Linked DNA regions of Homo sapiens: region 2 is linked to region 1. A link is an interaction called in ENCODE POLR2A ChIA-PET data of the cell type or tissue named here. Cell type or tissue: PC-9. All regions are shown on one strand. Each heading gives the region's core, and the rest is flanking DNA. Links, peaks and the distances in the headings are about the cores only. Region 1 overlaps RAI1 (retinoic acid induced 1). Region 2 has its middle 15 kb from the start of DRG2.

Region 1 (2,807 bases), core at 77-2,576:
GGGGTCCTGGGTAGGTGAGGGGCGTGTGCTTGGCATGCAGGCAGCCCTTCTCCTTGAAATGCTCTTTTTTTGTGGCTAAAGCCCCCGCTGGGTTCTGATTCTCTGTGAAAAGCAGGCTTCTCAGTCACCTCCGCTGCTGCCACCCTGGTGCCAAGTGTATGTGTGAAAGTGCACGTGACCAGGTGCGTGTCTGTGTGTGCTCGAGGTCTTCAGAATCCTGACATGAGCGTGGCCGGGGCTAGGCGAGTGGTGCAGAGTGTGTGTGTGAGGGTGTGAGAAGAGTGTGGGTGTCCAAGGGTTGACCACCCATGGTGGGCAGGTGAGCATGTCCGTGTACTGTGAATGAGCGTGAGGTGCGCCGCCACAGGGCTAGCATCTAGGAATGTGCGCACGCCTGTCTGCTGTGCAGGTTTCCTCCTGAAGCACCAGCTCTTGGAACTGCCTCCTCCTGGGTGCTCATTCTATCTGGCTCCATGAAAAACAGGTTTCCAAGATTCTGGAAGCTGCACCCCAGGCCCGCACGGAGCTGATCTGGGGGCCCCTTAAGGTTCAGAGGAAAGCTCCAGGCCCCGGCACAGACAGTGGCCCTGCTACATCACTTTGGACCTAGTGCTGGGGTTCCCCCTCCCCGAGGCCCAGCAGCTCCTTGGCCCAGAGAAGGGAGCTCAGGACCAGAATGAGGCCAGGGGCCTGGGGGCAGACCCAGGGAAGGGAAGGAAAGAGACCTAGTGGGCAGCTGCCCAGGCTGGAACTGCAAATGCCCCACTGTGACATGTATTTTGGGGCAGCTGTGGAGAGGGTCAGCTTCCAGCCAGGACTGACTGTGGTCAACCCAGCAGGGAGGCCGAGGCAGGCAGGGGCCTTGGGAGCCTGGAGGGGTGGAGAAGAGAGTCGGGGTAGGAGTATTTGGGGGCCAGCAAAGGGCTTTTCTGAGTAGAGGTGAGACCAAAGAAGAGAGACTGAGAGGAGCCCGCCTGAGTATCGCCCCTTGATACGGCAAACAGCAGACAGCAAACAGCAAAGCCGCATGGCCAGAGCCCAGCCAGCTCCAGCTCTGCTCTCCCTAGGTACTCTCAGCCTCACAGCCTCCTCCTGTGGACACAGATGCTACGCCCTCCTTGGGGTCTCTCAGCACAGTGCCCGGCACACTAGGCCCTCCATCAGTCATCATTGTCATAATGATGGTCCCCGGGTGGCTGCTGGAGCATATGGGAAAAATCCCAGGCCGGGAGCCTGGAATGGGCTCCTCTCCTTCCCTTCCACTCTCTGGGCCTCAGTCTTCCCATCTGTAAAGCGGCATGTCCTGGCCCACTCTGCAACTGAGGATAGGAAAGGCCCGTGGTGGACTGACGAACTGTTCCCTTTGTGCCTGGAGCAGGGGTGGCAGGAGCACGGGACACAGGGTTCAACTCCAAACCCTGGCAGCTGTGAAGCTGGAATGTTTTGGTTGTTTCCGGATGAACTGCAGCATTTGAGCACAAAAGGAGGATGGGTCAGTTATGGTGTCCACTTATGGTGCCCAGCCTGTGACTGGGACCACAGTCTTCTAACTTCTGGACCATTGCTCTGTCCCCCTCACCTTGTCCAGAGGCCCTCAGTCGCTAGAAAGAGAGTGAGCTGCCAGGAGTCACAGGAGGTGTACAAGGAGGGATGTGAAAAAGTAACCCACTCACTCACTGAGTCAAGATGCAACCCAGGGGACCCCTAAGATTCCATGATTCTAGAATGGAGTCCCTAGCCAGGCACTCTAGCACACACCTGTAGTTCCAGCTACTCAGGAAGCTAAGGTAGGAGGATTGCTTGAGCCTAGGACTTTGAATCCAGATTGGGCAACATAGTGAGACTCTGTCTCTAAGGGAAAAAAATGTACATATATATATATGTGTGTGTGTGTGTGTATATATATATATGAGAAGAGAGGACAGGAAGGTGCAAAAGCCAATTCCTTGCTCATTCAATCTAGGCTGATTAGCACAAGTATTGTTGGAGAAAAAAGGGCTTGCTAAGCAACCAGCTTCTCAGAGTTCATCAAGGGGGTCTCCTCCTGGGGAGGGGGCCTGCCTCCCCTCCTGCTGCCACCTCAGGGTCAATATACACTTGGAGAGGACCCAGAAAAATGGCACAGGCTGAAGCACCATCAGAGGGTGGCAGCAGGAGGAAGGAGGAGGAGCAAGGCAGAGGCAGAGACCTGAGAGGCCTGGGGTGCCCATTAACCCATTCCTTGGAGATGGTGGGTGGGGTCAGCTTGGTCGATGTGGCTGCAGCTTCTGAGGTCTGCCAGAGCCTCCAGGAGCCTTCTACTCCCCTTCAAGCTCTGTCTGGCCCCCTCAACTCCTGAGGGAGCCTGTGAGATAGTAAGTCAGCTTGGAGCCTGCCTCTTGCAGTCTCCAGCTCACTCAGAATGAAAGCTAGAGTCTGGCCTGCACGGTGGCTCACACCTATGATCCCAGCACTTTGGGAAGCTGAGGCAGGTGGATTGCCTGAGCTTAGGAGTTTGAGACCAGCCTGGGCAACATGGCAAAAACCCGTCTCTACCAAAAATACAAAAAATTAGTAGGGCATGGTGGCACGCATCTGTGGTCCCAGCTACTCAGGAGGCTGAGGTGGGAGGACCACTAGAGCCTGGGAGGTGGAGGTTGCAGTGAGCTGAGATCATGCCACTGCACTCCAACCTGGGTGACAGAGTGAGACCCTGTCTCAAATAAACAAACAGTCTTCCAGGAACCCTCTCCCCTCTCTCAGTCCCCTCCAGCCACAGTGGCTCCCCTGCTGTTCTTGCAACATGGAAACACGTTCCTGCCTCAGGA
Region 2 (2,807 bases), core at 294-2,793, 360 kb before region 1:
AGCCACCCCCACATTTGACACACAGAACATCTCTATCACTCCAGAAACCACCACCCCCCCGCACTCAGTCCTCACCCCAACTCAGCCCCAGGCTGCCACCCATCTGCTTTCTATCACTACCAGTTAGACTCATCTTTTCTACAACTTCATCTGAACGGAATCACACAGCATATCGTCTTCTGTGTCTAGATTCCTCTGCTCAGCATAATGTTTCCAGATTCATCTGTGTTGTATCGCTATAGTACATTTCTTTTTATAAGAAATGCTGAGAGGTGTTTCATTATATAGCTGTACTATAATTTATAATAAATGGTTACCTAGAAATTCATTAAAATTTGGCAATGGTTCCTTGGATATGACACCAAAAGTACAGGCAACAAAATGAAAAAAAAAATAGATAAATGGGATTATATCAAAAAGAAAAACTTTTGCCAGGCGCGGTGGCTCACGCCTGTAATCCTAACACTTTGGGAGGCTGAGGTGGGCGGATCACGAGGTCAGGAGATCGAGACCGTCCTGGCTAACACGGTGAAACCCCGTCTCTACTAAAAATACAAAAAAAAAAAAAATTACCCAGGAGTGGTGGAGGGCGCCTGTAGTCCCAGCTACTGGGAGGCTGAAGCAGGAGAATGGTGTGAACCCAGGAGGCAGAGCTTGCAGTGAGCTGAGATAGCACTGCACTCCAGCCTGGGCGACCGAGCGAGACTCCGTCTCAAAAAAAAAAAAAAAAAAAAAAAAAACTTTTGTGCATCATTAAGGCACTATCAAGAGCATGAAGAGGCCGCCGGGCACGGTGGCTCGTGCCTGTAATCCCAGCACTTTGGGAGGCTGAGGTGGGCAAATTGCGAGATCAGGAGTTCGAGACCAGCCTGGCCAACATGGTGAAACCCCATCTCTACTAAAAATACAAAAAGTAGCTGGGCGTAGTGGCAGGCATCTGTAATCCCAGCTACTCGGGAGGGTGAAGCAAGAGAATCACTTGAACTTGAGAGGCAGAAGTTGCAGTGAGCCAAGATCGTGCCACTGCACTCCAGCCCGGGCGACAGAGTGAGACTCTGTCTCAAAAAAAAAAAAAAAAAAGAGATGGTAAAGAGACCCCACAGAATAATAGGAGAAAATATTTGCAAAGCATGTATCTGATAAGGAATTAATATCTAGAAAATATAGAGAACACCTACAATTCAGCAACAATGAAACAATGCACCTGATTTAAAAATGAGCAGGGGGCCGGGTGCAGTGGCTCACACCTGTAATCCCAGCACTTTGGGAGGCTGAGGTGGGCGAATTGCGAGATCAGGAGTTCAAGACCAGCCTGGCCAACATGGTGAAACCCCATCTCTACTAAAAATACAAAAATTAGCTTGGCGTTGTGGTGGGCACCTGTAATCCCAGCTACTCAGGAGGCTGAGGCAGGACAATCGCTTGAACCCAGGAGGTGCAGGTTGCAGTGAGTTAAGCTCACACCACTGTACTCCAGCCTGGGCGACACAGGAAGACTCTGTCTCAAAAAAAAAAAAAAAAGAAAGCAGAGATCCTGGGCAACGTAGTGAGACCCTGTCTCTACAAAAAAAAAAAAAAAAAAAAAAAAAAAAAAAAAGCAAAGGACTTGAATAGACATTTCTCCAAAGAAGATATACAAATGTTGAATAAACACTTGAGATGATTTCTCAGCATCACTAATCATTAGGTAAATGCAAATCAACATAGTGAGAGCCAGTCTCTACAAATATTTTGAAAAAAAATTAGCTGGGTGTGGTGGCGTGCATCTGTAGTCGCAGCTACTTGGGAGGCTGAGGAAGGAGAATTGCTTGAGCCCAGGAGGTCAAGGCCACAGTGAGTCATGATTATGGAGTGCAGAAATGCCACTGCACGGCCAGGCGCAGTGGATCATGCCTGTAATCCTAGCACTTTGGGAGGCCGAGGTGGGCAGATCACCTGTGGTCAGAAGTTCAAGACCAGCCTGGCCAACATCATGAAACCCCATCTCTACTAAAAATACAAAAATTAGCCAGGCATGGTGGCAGGTGCCTCTAATCCCAGCTACTCAGGAGGCTGAGGCAGGAGAATCGCTTGAACCTGGGAGGCGGAGGTTGCAGTGAGCCAAGATCGTGCCATTGCACTCCAGCCTGGGCAACAAGAGGAAAACTCTGTCTCAAAAAAAAAGAAAAAAGAAAAGCCACTGCACTCCAGTCTAGGTGACAGAATGATACCATCTCAGAAAAACAACAACAAAAATCACAGTGACGTATCACTTCACACCCATTAGGATGGCCATTATAAAAATTTTAAGGCTGGGCACAGTGGCTCACGCCTGTAATCCCAGCACTTTGGGAGGCCGAGGTGGGCAGACCACGAGGTCAAGAGATTCAGACCAACCTGACCAACATGGTGAAACCCCATCTCTACTAAAAATACAAAAATTAGCTGGGCGTGGTGGCACGTGCCTTGTAGTCCCAGCTACTTGGGAGGCTGAGGCAGGAGAATCACTTGAACCCGGGAGGTGGAGGTTGCAGTGAGCCGAGATTGTGCCACTGCACTCCAGCCTGGCGACAGAGTGAGACTCTGTCTCAAGAAAAAAAAAAAAAATTTAAAAAGGAAAACAGGTGTTGGAGAGGATATGGAGAAAATGGAATCATTGTGTACTGCTGGAGAGAATGTAAAATGGTGCAGCCACTATGAGAAACAGTTTGGTGTTCCTCAAGAAGTTAAGCATAGAATTATATGATCTAGCAATTCCACTCCTTAGTTACAAACTCAAAATACTTGAAAGCAGGTACTCAAACAGATACTGACCACACAAACCAGTG

Evidence for each region. ChIA-PET counts read pairs that join two places held together with the same protein. Peaks named below come from ENCODE experiments on the same cell type or tissue, not always from the same donor. Only the 100,000 strongest peaks of a DNase experiment are listed, where the experiment ranks them.
Region 2: POLR2A ChIA-PET joins it to region 1 with 18 read pairs; 2 of 35 experiments call an interaction of 5 or more read pairs at or near these places.

The regions. Positions count from the first base shown.
Region 1 is chr17:17,707,503-17,710,309 of GRCh38, reverse strand. The region is part of intron 1 of RAI1 (retinoic acid induced 1); the gene reads right to left. It overlaps LOC124903943 (a long non-coding RNA gene), which reads left to right. Exons shown (of 2, transcript XR_007065650.1): 2 at 1-2,807. Among named protein-coding and RNA genes, the nearest start is that of RAI1, 27 kb to the right of the region's middle. In PC-9, for the core only: no CTCF peak of the experiment used is centred there; no DNase peak of the experiment used is centred there; H3K27ac peaks cover 2,239 bases.
Region 2 is chr17:18,072,007-18,074,813 of GRCh38, reverse strand. No RefSeq gene overlaps it. Among named protein-coding and RNA genes, the nearest start is that of DRG2, 15 kb to the left of the region's middle. In PC-9, for the core only: no CTCF peak of the experiment used is centred there; no DNase peak of the experiment used is centred there.